Regions from separate parts of the Homo sapiens genome. Here region 2 is linked to region 1. Evidence: read pairs that join two places in POLR2A ChIA-PET (ENCODE). Cell type or tissue: CD4-positive, alpha-beta T cell. All regions are shown on one strand. Each heading gives the region's core, and the rest is flanking DNA. Links, peaks and the distances in the headings are about the cores only.

Region 1 (5,378 bases), core at 208-5,207:
GTTTAGAATAGAGCAAAAATATTGTCATCTGAGAGCCCAAAATGGGGAAAGGCTACTCCTTGGTCTCTTGGTGAGGCCCAGCCTGTTTTGTTTTTTGTTTGTTTTTTTTTTTTTTTTCACTTTCCCACTTTATTTTCAGAATAGATTGATTTGGGTCTCTAGAAGAATATTTAAGCAGTGGCTTACAGGCGAGCCATAAGGTAGTTGTCCGTTCTATGCTTACAAATTTTCAAGAAGGGCCATCTGTAACCTTTCTCAGTTTCCTGTTCCTATGTCCAATGCCCAATAAGAGGTAATAAACTAAGGCAGAAAGGCCCCAAACACAGATGTAAGATGCAGAGCAAAGAATAACACACAGTAGGGGTTTCAATACAGGATCATTAACCCAGAATCCAAGCAGGAGTGAGGGAAGTCCACTCAGGAGGAATGGGAACCACCTCTCCAGGCTGCTCAGGAGGAATTTAAGCATCAGACAGTGTGTAGGAGAAGATGACCACGAATTCTTTGACATCTAAGCAATTCTGTATTTTAAAGGTTTGAGTCTTTGAAATGTTAAAATTGATGCGCCTTAAAACTCATGAGAGACAATGAAGACAATCACCGAACCTGTCTAGTTAAAGGTTACCGGGACTCAAGATGCAAAGAAAAGTTACGAGATGGAATTGATGGTTTGGGGTGCACCATTGCCCTCTATTGGATTTTAAATAAATCAGACCTCTTAGTGTAGGTATGTTGCACTATCTCTGGCTGAGTTTGCTGAGAAGTCAGGGCACCTCTGAGTGGGAAGTTAATTGATCCTTTTAAATGGCTCCTTCTGTCTCCTGCTCCTTCCCTGAGGAAATCAACCAGAGTAATGCTGAGGGCAGGTCATTTGCATGTCTTCATTCATCCAACAAACATTTCCTGGCTGCCTGCTAAGCCCGGGCTAGGCATTGTAGAGAATCTAAGAAAAAATAACAACTGCCATTCGTTGGACACCTACTGTGTATCAGAGTCTACGCATTAATACAGAACAACCCCACGGAGTAACTCTGGTGACTCCCATCCCACGGATGTGGAAATAGGACACTCAGGAAGTGGCACATTTTGGATTCAAATCCAGGTTCGTCTACTACTAGGCCTATATTCTGTCCACTAAACTACAACTTTTCCCCTTAAGAAGTTTATAAACTATTAGGGGGAGATAGGATATAGATATAAATGTATATATCAGGGTTTGACAAACTACAGCCAGTGGGCCAAATTCAGCCCATCATGTGTTTTTGACCTTGAGCTAATTTACATTTTTACATGGTTGAAAAAAATATCAAAAGAATAATAATACTTCCTGTCATGTAAAAATGCTATGAAATTCAAATCTCAGGGTCCACAAATAAAGTTTTATGGGAACCCTGCTATGCCCATTCATTTACCATCATCTAAGGCCACCTTCCTGGCTACAAAAACACGGCGAGTCATTGTGACAGAGACTAGATGGCCAACAAAGCCAAAATATTTACTCTCTGGCTCTGCACAGAAAAGGTCTGACAATTCCACATCTGTACTCCAAGGTGAAATGTTCTATATCAACAGGAGAGGTGTTTTTTTTTTTTGTCTGTTTGTTTTGTTAAGTGCTTGAGGAGTTCAGAGGAGGGGAAACAAATGTTTATTTGGCCCACAGTGTGCAGAGCTGGAGGGGATAGGCAGGTGTGCTCTGTTTTAAGACTCAATGCATGAAAACCCTGACTTTAAAACAGATAAATTAAAAGGTAGTTATTTGCATAACAAATTTTCCTTTCATTTTATAAAGCGATTCACCACAGGGTTCCTTTATAGAGTGAGCCTCCATAATACATGCTAATATGATTCCATTTACAAATACTCTATTCATTATAACTTTTCAAGAATATACCTATTGTGTACAGTGAGGCTTAACTGTAATCATTTTTCCTGGCAGTATAAGGTTTCCTACTTCTGAAAAGTGATTAAGCTGACCTTGTCAATTCGACTGGGGGAGGCGGCACTCTCCTCTACTGTCTCCGAGAGGGGCTTTACCTGTCGAACAACAAGGCTGTGGATTCTGTCTCTGCATTGTGTGATGTTGAGTAGCTGGTATAATTTTACATTTTCACTAAGCTCCTCTCAGTAGTAGCAGCAGCCAAAGTCCTAAAGTGTAAACTACTCTCACTATTCTCTTACTTCATTTCGTATACAAGATACACTAATAAAAATTATTTGTTGGCTGGACCACGGTGGCTCATGCCTCTAATCCCAGAACTCCAGGAAGCTGAGGCAGGTGGATCACTTGAGCCCAGGAGTTCGAGACCAGCCTGGGCAACATAGTGAGACCCCGATCTCTACCAAAAAAAAAAAAAAAAATTAGCCGGATGTGATGACACACATCTGTGGTCCCAGCTACTCAGGAGGCTGAAGTGGGAGAATCCTGTGAGCTAAAGAGTTCAAAGCGGCAGTGAGCTATGATCACACCACTGCACATCAGCCTGGTCAACAGAGGAAAACTTTGTCTCTAAATTAATGAACTAATTAATTAATTTTGTTGCTGATGTCCTGACAAATATGTGACAAGCAATTCTTGTAAAAAGCAATGTTTCCCTCTCTTTTTAAAAAATTTCAAGACATTATCTTATCTGAATTACAACATAAACTGGGGCAAGTATTCAGATTAGAGCTCTCCCCAGCAAAATAGGAAGTGATAGCAATTTAGGACCTGTCTCCTTCTCTCACTGGGTCCTGAGCCTGAATCTTCACATAGCTTTGTGGTGTTATGCAATTGCCCTTTGTAAGAGATACATAAAATGGAAACCTTAGCTATTCATAGCCAACTTAGGAGGAGCTGAATTTGATCAAGAAGTTTCTTGCCGGGTGCCATTTTGATGGTAACTACGTGTTTCTGAACAAATCCACTTATAATCTGGGTTTCCAATGGAGGTTATTTTAAAGAGCTGTAGCATGGCTTTTGTTTTCATCCTCTGTGGTGGCTATATTTTAGAAGTAGACAAGCATTCCTGGTATATAGCCTGAATATTTTTTAAGATTTTTTTGGTAGTAAAAGAAGCTCACATGGAAAGGCAAGGGTAGAAAAAATCATGTTCAGGGCAGTCCTGTGTGGCATTACCCTCTGGTGAAGCAGATCCACACTGCATGCTGCTAATGGCTATTGCGTGACAGCTCTTAAAGGGGTAAGCGAGAGAGGTGCAGAGGGCTGGTGAGAAGCAGAGCTAGCACTGAGGCCCTACAAATGGCATCACCATCTATCAGGTTGGCGGGGTGGGGGTTGGGGGCTGCTGCTGGAGGTGGTTTGGCTGCCCCTAGAGGCTGCAGCGTCTCACACTGTATGGGCAGGTAGCATTTCAGCCATTTCTAAAGCCCATCACTGGCAGGGAAAGCACATTTAATCCGTCTGTGAGGTTCTCTAAAAAGGGGCCTCTCTTTTCTTTCTTTTTTTTTTTTTTTTTTAAGATGGAGTCTCACTCTGTCGCTAGACTGGAGTGCAGTGGTGCAATCTCGGCTCACTGCAACCTCCACCTCCCGGGTTCAAGTGATTCTCCTGCCTCAGCCTCCCAAGTAGCTGGGACTACAGGCACACACCACCATGCCCAGCTAATTTCTGTATTTTTAGTAGAGATGGGGTTTTCACCATGTTGGCCAGGATGGTCTCCATCTCTTGACCTCATGATCCGCCCGCCTCCTGGGATTACAGGCGTGAGCCACTGTGCCTGGCCGAGGGGTCTCTCTTTTCAGAAGTCAGAAGCGCTGAAATTGAAAACAGCAGCAAGAAGGCTTCATTGCATTCTTGAATTCAGGCTGTTGCACTCCGCCCCCCACAACTCTGTCTAAATTGTTGCTACCCAGTTTATATCTGCATCATATTTTTTGTTGTTGTTTCTCCAATGCAGTATGTAGTGGTGGCAGGTACAGATCATAAAACAAATGGATAATCAGATTCCTTTTTCCCTGGTGGTAATTTTTAAACTTTTCAAAATTAATGCTAATGGATATAGAGGAATGGGATATACATTTCCATGCATTTTTATGACCAAACAGAAAACCGACCCCTGAGGGTGACATATTTACTATTCTCTACTACTAGGGGTGCTTCAAGGGAAGAGTTTTTGAAGCCCTGTGGTTTAAACAAAAAGAGAACATACCCCACCCCACCCTGAACAAACAGCAGCTGGGCAGATTTCATCTCACAAATGGAAATGGGAGCAAACAAATTTTTTCAAAGCGATTTTATAAAGAGTGGGCCTGTTTAGTTGGGTTTTTTGAGCCAGGATTAATATTACAAGCTGGGGAGCTCTGTGACATGGCTGTGTCGTTGGCTTTGCCATACCGCCTACCTCCTGGGGGAAGGCAGAGGAAAGTGCTGCTATTCAGAAGCAATTTTACTTCTGCCTCGGCCTTCTCACTTCTCACTGAAGTGATTTACAGCCAGCCTGGACCCAGTGCCCAAGCCTGAGCTGAGTTACATGTCATGTTGGAAAGATCTTCCCCAAATCAAGGTCTTATCTAGAGCTTGCCTGGGATATTTTTTCATTTCTAATTTATGTAACTTTCTAATATGTTTAGCATTTGCCCTTCCCTTGTCTCCATCCTGCTTATTAAGGTGAATTTGCATACAAATGGGACCTTGGTCTTCAGGACCATTCACCTGACACTTGATCCCACGAGGCGACCACTGTCTACTGTTGATACCATGAGGATGACCCACAGAAGTCATGTCTCTCTGCAAACTAGAGGCAAGGCCTTAATTAGAAGAAGCCTTGTGTGTTAAAATGATGGGGTGAATCAAATCAGCAAAGGCATTTAGCATTAACTTAGGAGGGCAGAATACTCCTTCCTGTTGAGTGGGTCGTCCTAGGTCACAACAATTTTAATTTGCCTTCGATAGATGGATCTTGAAGAAAGTGTACAAAAAGTATATTTGTGATGGTGTTGTTTGGGAGTACGTTTTGACTCAAAGAGTTAACTGTGACATTTTACTTTGGCTCCTGGTCTATTTTTTGCTTAACATCTACCTTTGAATGGGTAATAGTCATCTCTATAAATTACCTTCGAAAGATTGAACAATTGTGGAGAATCAGAGAAATGAGCCCCTTGCTATCACCCTGTTGCAGTCGGCTTTAATCCTCTGATCTCCTGGCGTTTCACCCTCTCACTGGCAGCCACCTTCCTTATTTACCCAAATCTTGTTAACTTGGGTAGGAATTCCCACTGAGAGGACAAATGTGGTCCCAGTTGACTGGTCGCTGAAAGTCTATTAGGTTGGAGAGTATTTATTTTCTACCCTAAAGGGTTTGAAACTTAGGGAAATTTTGATCAACAAGAAAATAACAGCTTTCAAGATTGTCCTGACAGTTAAGCTGTCTTAGCAGAGA
Region 2 (5,378 bases), core at 89-5,088, 550 kb before region 1:
ATGGCTCCCTTCTCCAATCTTCAAGAAGGTGAAACGTCACTGTGGTCCGCAGAGGGCAGGCCGCGTGTGCGGAGTCGCTGTCATCCCTTAGTGGCCACGCCCGCCTCCCTGTCCACTTCCCGTCTTCGTCGTTGCGGTTCAGGTGTTCGCTCCACTCTGCGGCACCAAAGGCCCGTCACGTGCTTCCCCTGCCCAGACACCCCAAACACCGAAACTGTCATCCGAAGGCCCCGCACCTGCCGCCTGTCGGATGCTGAAGAACGAATCCCAGGTGGAGAGGACAGCACCCCAAAAGGGATGGGGGATGGATTGGGGCGTCTGAGCCCCGTGGAGTATGTCAGCCTTTCAGAGCGACCCGCTCCACGCTGCGATGTGGTCCTTAAGAAGTTAGGGCCGGGCACGGCGCCTCACGCTGTAATCCCAGCACTTTGGGAGCCAAGGTGGGCGGATCATCTGAGGTCAGGAGTTCGAGACCAACCTGGCCAACATGGTAAAACCCCAACTCTACTAGAAATACAAAAATTAGCTGGGTGTGGTGGCAGGCGCCTGTAATCCCAGCTAGTCGGGAGTCTGAGGCAGGAGAATTGCTTGAACCCGGGAGGCGGAGGTTGCAGTGAGCGGAGATGGAACACCCCTGCACTCCAGCCTGGGTGACAGAGAACGACTCCGTCTCAAAAAAAAAAAAAAAGTTAGGGCCGGTCGTGGTGGCTCACGCCTGTAAGCGAGGCCAAAGCTCCAGAACAGCATCTCTACTAAAAATACAAAAATTATTCGGGCGTGGTGGTGGGTGCCTGTAATCTCAGCTACTCGGGAGTCTGAGGCAGGAGAATCGCCCGTGAACCCAGGAGGGGTAGGTTGCAGTGAGCAGAGAGCATTCCACTGCACTCCAGCCTGGGTGACAGGCTGAGCACTCACTCAGCCTGGAGCGAGACTCCATCTAAAAATAAATTAATAGATAAGTTAGGGCTGGGTGAGGTAGCTCACACCTATAATCCCAGCACTTTGGGAGACTGAAGTGGGTGGATCAATGAGGCCAGAAGTTTGAGGACAACGTCTCTACAAAAAATACAAAAATTAACCAGGCATGGTGGCCTGAACCTGTGGTCCCAGCTACTTGGGAGGCTGAGTGGAGAGGATCTCTTGAGCCCAAGAAGTTGAGGGTGCAGTGAGCCATGATCACCACCACTGCAATCCAGCCTGGGTGACAGAGTGAGACCCTTTCTCAAAAAAAAAAAAAAGTTATAATGTAATGGATTGGCCTTCATTGGACTTAAGGGAAATCATTAAACCCTGCAAGGGTTTTAACTGACTCAGGACAATTTGGAGAAATATGAAAACTATTTCAAAGAAATGCTAGGTTTCAGAATCAGGGCTGCTGCATGATTTGTAGGGCCCAGTACAAAATGAAAGTGCAGGGCCTCTTGTTCAAAAAGCAATATTAAAAAATAGTGTAATTTTTGACCGGGTGCAGTGGCTCTCGCCTGTAATCCCAGCACTCTGGGAGACTGTGGCGGGCAGATCACTTGAGACCCAGAGTTCGAGACGAGCCTGGCCAACATGACAAAACCCCATCTCTACAAAAAATACCAAAAAAAAAAAATTAGCCCAGCATGGTGGCATGTGCCTGTAATTCCAGCTACTTGGGAGGCTGAGGCAGGAGAATCGCCTGGACCCGGGAGGTGGAGGTTTCAGTGAGCCGAGATCACGCCACTACACTCCAGCCTGGGTGACAGAGAGAGACTCCGTCTCAAAAAAATAATAATAATAAATAGAAATAGAAATAAAAATACTAAAATATAAAGCACTTTACTTACAAAATATTACATATAAAATATAATAGGAGTAAGAGTAACACATGAGTAACAGCATAAATTTAAGATTATAAAAAATAATATTTTGGGGTTGGGCGAGGTGGTTCACGCCTGTAATCCCAGCATTTTGAGAGGCTGAGATGGGTGGATCACCTGAGGTATGGAGTTCAAGACAAGCCTGGCCAACATGGTGAAACCCCATCTCTACTAAAAATACAAAAATTAGCTGGGTGGTGGCGGGCACCTGTAATCCCAGCTACTGGAGAGGGTGAGGCAGGAGAATCGCTTGAACCTGGGAGGCAGAGGTCGCAGTGAACCGAGATCATGCCGTTGCACTCCAGCTTGGGCGACAAAAGCGAGATTCCCACTCAAATAATAATAATAATAATAATAATAATAATAATAATAGGCCAGGCGTGGTGGCTCACGCCTGTAATCTCAGCACTTTGGGAGGCCAAGGTGGGCGGATTGCCTGAGGTCAGGAGTTCGAGACCAGCCTGACCAACGTGGTGAAACCTCCTCTCTACTAAAAATACAAAAAAAAAAAAAAATTAACTGAGCTTGGTGGTGTGTGCCTGTAATCCCAGCTACTCGGGAGGCTGAGGCAGGGGAACTGCTTGAACCAGGGAGGTGGGGGTTGCAGTGAGCCGAGATCGCGCCACTGCACTCCAGCCTGGGTGACAGGATGAGACTCCCTCTCAAAAAATAAAAAATAAAATAGTAATAATAATATTTTGGTGTCATTTTATATAATACAAAAATAATGCCTTACTAATATGATTTCTTGATTGGTCATATGATTTTTTGGCTCATTCTTTTTGCAAGTTCATTTATTATGTTATTGAAATTTATACTTATGACAACTTCATTTTCCATTGAAAGCTACAACAGCCACTTTTGGCAAAGGCAAGATTACAAATAATTTCTTATACTTTTTATTTTGAGAAGGCTCCTTCTGCCAAGGCAATTGTTGCTGTAGCTGCTGAGAGTATTTTATATGCTGTCACAGTAGGAGAAATTCATGATTTTAAAGAATTTTTAAAAAAATATTTAGCTCTTCATATTGGCCAGGCGCGGTGGCTCACACCTGTAATCCCAGCACTTTGGGAAACCGGGGCATGTGGATCACCTGAGGCCAGGAGTTCCAGACCAGCCTGGCCAACATGGTGAAACTCTGTCTCTATTAAAAATACAAAAATTACCCAGGCCTGGTGGTGCGCACCTGTAATCCCAGCTACTCAGGAGACTGAGGCAGGAGAATCTCTTGAACCCAGGAGGCAGAGGTTGCAGTGAGCCAAGATTGCGCCACTGCACTCCAGCCTGGGCGACAGAGTGAGACTCCGTTTCAAGAAAAAAAATTTAACTATTCATATAAATCAGTTTCATATGTGTCTGATTTAATTTTAAATGTAAACTTATACAACGATGTTTTAATGTTTTCTTTGACATTTTCTATAACTTGTGAAGGTTGTACAAGAAACTGAAAGTTACTTCATGATTTCTATATAATTTTAATGATCTGTTTATGCATTTGATTGCTGGGTCTTCAATAACAAGGAAAACTTAGCTTTAAAACTGCCTTCAGAGTAAGCTTCACATAAAATAGAATTATTTTCTGTAGAATATGATGATCTATACATTTAATTTTTATTTCTAAGACTGTGGATATTTGCAATATTGCAGCAGGCTTTTTTGTTTGTTTGTTTTTGTTTGTTTGTTTGTTGAGACTGAATCTTGCTCTGTTGTCCAGGCTAGAGTGAAATGACATGATGTCGCCTCCCTGCAACCTCCACCTCCCAGGTTTAAGCAATTCTCATGCCTCAGCCTCCCATGTACTGGGATTACAGGCATGAGCCACTGTGCCTGGCCTGCAGCAATTTTCAAAACCAGAGATTCTTTTTCTTTTCCTAGCATCCCCATGGATGCCAGGGCGAAAACCGAAAATTCTAAAACTCTTTGAAGAATCCTAACAGCTCCCTAGCGTGCTTTATTGCGACATCCATGTGTATGTTTCCATGTTGTAATAACTTACTGACAAGGTTTACTGCCTGACTGCTGGCAGTACCTGTCCCAGCATTTAGGCTGTGAGCTATATTTGTGCAGATGTTACAGGCACGGGCTGTTCCATGTGGAGTCTCTTCTCCCACCATGGAGCCCGTGATGGCATGGAGCCGTGACACCCCCACCAGTTTCTTCTGCTGCTGCCACCAATCTGGGCACAGATCCTGGCCCCCACTGTCCCCACACAGCCCCACAGTGTCGCAAACTGTCCAGCCATGTGGGTGCACACAGGGTGGCCAGGCCAATTGCTAGGCAGCTCTGCTGCCCACCGCCTGTCATCCTTGCTGGTCTGAGCCTGCTGGTGCATATGCTTCTTTGTCCCACTGGACTTCCTTTATAAAACACAAGTTCAAATATAAAATGATGAAGAATTTCAAGATGGCGAAATTCAAACAGAAATCAATGCAGAGCATTCAACCAAATGCTAGGTCTATTCTGAGAGCAGGGCAATGTGCGACTGTACGGGTCCCATGCCCATGAGTGCAGTCCTGCTCAGCACACTGATTCTGGCCCCTCTCCATCTCCCCTTTATTTTATTCTGAATCTTTTTTCTTCTCCTTTTAGTCTCCTTGTCAATTAGATAGCTACACTTGACTATGGGCCTGAGCTATGCTGCGTACTTTGTAAAGCATTGTCTAGTTCACTTCTTTTCTTTTTTCTTTCCTTTTTTTTTTTTTTTTTTTGAAATGGAGTCTTGCTCTGTCACCCAGGCTGGAGTGCAGTGGCGCAATCTTGGCTCACTGCAAGCTCCGCCTCCCAGTTCACGCCATTCTCCTGCCTCAGCCTCCCAAGTAGCTGGGACTACAGGCGCCCTCCACCACACCCGGCTAATTTAGTTTTTGTATTTTTAGTAGAGACGGGGTTTCACCGTGTTAGCCAGGATGGTCTCGATCTCCTGACCTTGTGATCCGCCCACCTCGGCCTCCCAAAGTGCTGGGATGACAGGCGTGAGCTACTGCTCCCAGCCTCCTTTTCTTTTCTTTACTTTTCTTTTTTTTTTTTTTTTGGTCGTTGTTGTTGTTGTTGTTTTGAGACAGAGTCTCGCTCTGTCACCCAGGCTGGAGTACAATGGCGCAATCCAGGCTGGAGTGCAGTGGCACAGTCTCAGCTCACTGCAACCTCCGCCTCCCAGGTTCAAACGATTCTCCTGCCTCAGCCTCCCAAGTAGCTGGGATTACAGGCATGCGCCACCACGCCCAGCTAATTTTTGTATTTTTAGTAGAGACAGGGTTTTGCCATGTTGGCCAGGCTGGTTTCGAACTCCTGACCTCAGGTGATCCGCCCCCCTCGGCCTCCCAAAGTGCTGGGATGACAGGCGTGAGCCACCGCGCCCGGCCTTGTTCACTTCTTTCAACACCTGTGATAGGGGCACTAAGATGCTCCCATTTTACAGATGAGGAGCTGGGCCAGGGAGGAGAAGTGGCCCAGCACAGTTATACCGGTGCAGGGCCTGACTTGACCAGTAGTGAGTCCAGCTTTAAAACCCATGGTCTTAGCCTCTTTGCT

What was found. Peaks named below come from ENCODE experiments on the same cell type or tissue, not always from the same donor. Only the 100,000 strongest peaks of a DNase experiment are listed, where the experiment ranks them.
Region 2: POLR2A ChIA-PET joins it to region 1 with 5 read pairs; 2 of 35 experiments call an interaction of 5 or more read pairs at or near these places.

What each region holds. Positions count from the first base shown.
Region 1 is chr22:39,940,283-39,945,660 of GRCh38, forward strand. The region is part of intron 1 of GRAP2 (GRB2 related adaptor protein 2); the gene reads left to right. Among named protein-coding and RNA genes, the nearest start is that of TMA7B, 17 kb to the right of the region's middle. In CD4-positive, alpha-beta T cell, for the core only: a CTCF peak has its summit at 707 (motif pointing left); DNase peaks (open chromatin) are centred at 669, 2,409 and 3,279; H3K27ac peaks cover 4,482 bases.
Region 2 is chr22:39,388,730-39,394,107 of GRCh38, forward strand. No RefSeq gene overlaps it. Among named protein-coding and RNA genes, the nearest start is that of TAB1, 8.4 kb to the right of the region's middle. In CD4-positive, alpha-beta T cell, for the core only: no CTCF peak of the experiment used is centred there; a DNase peak (open chromatin) is centred at 142; H3K4me3 peaks cover 510 bases; H3K27ac peaks cover 473 bases.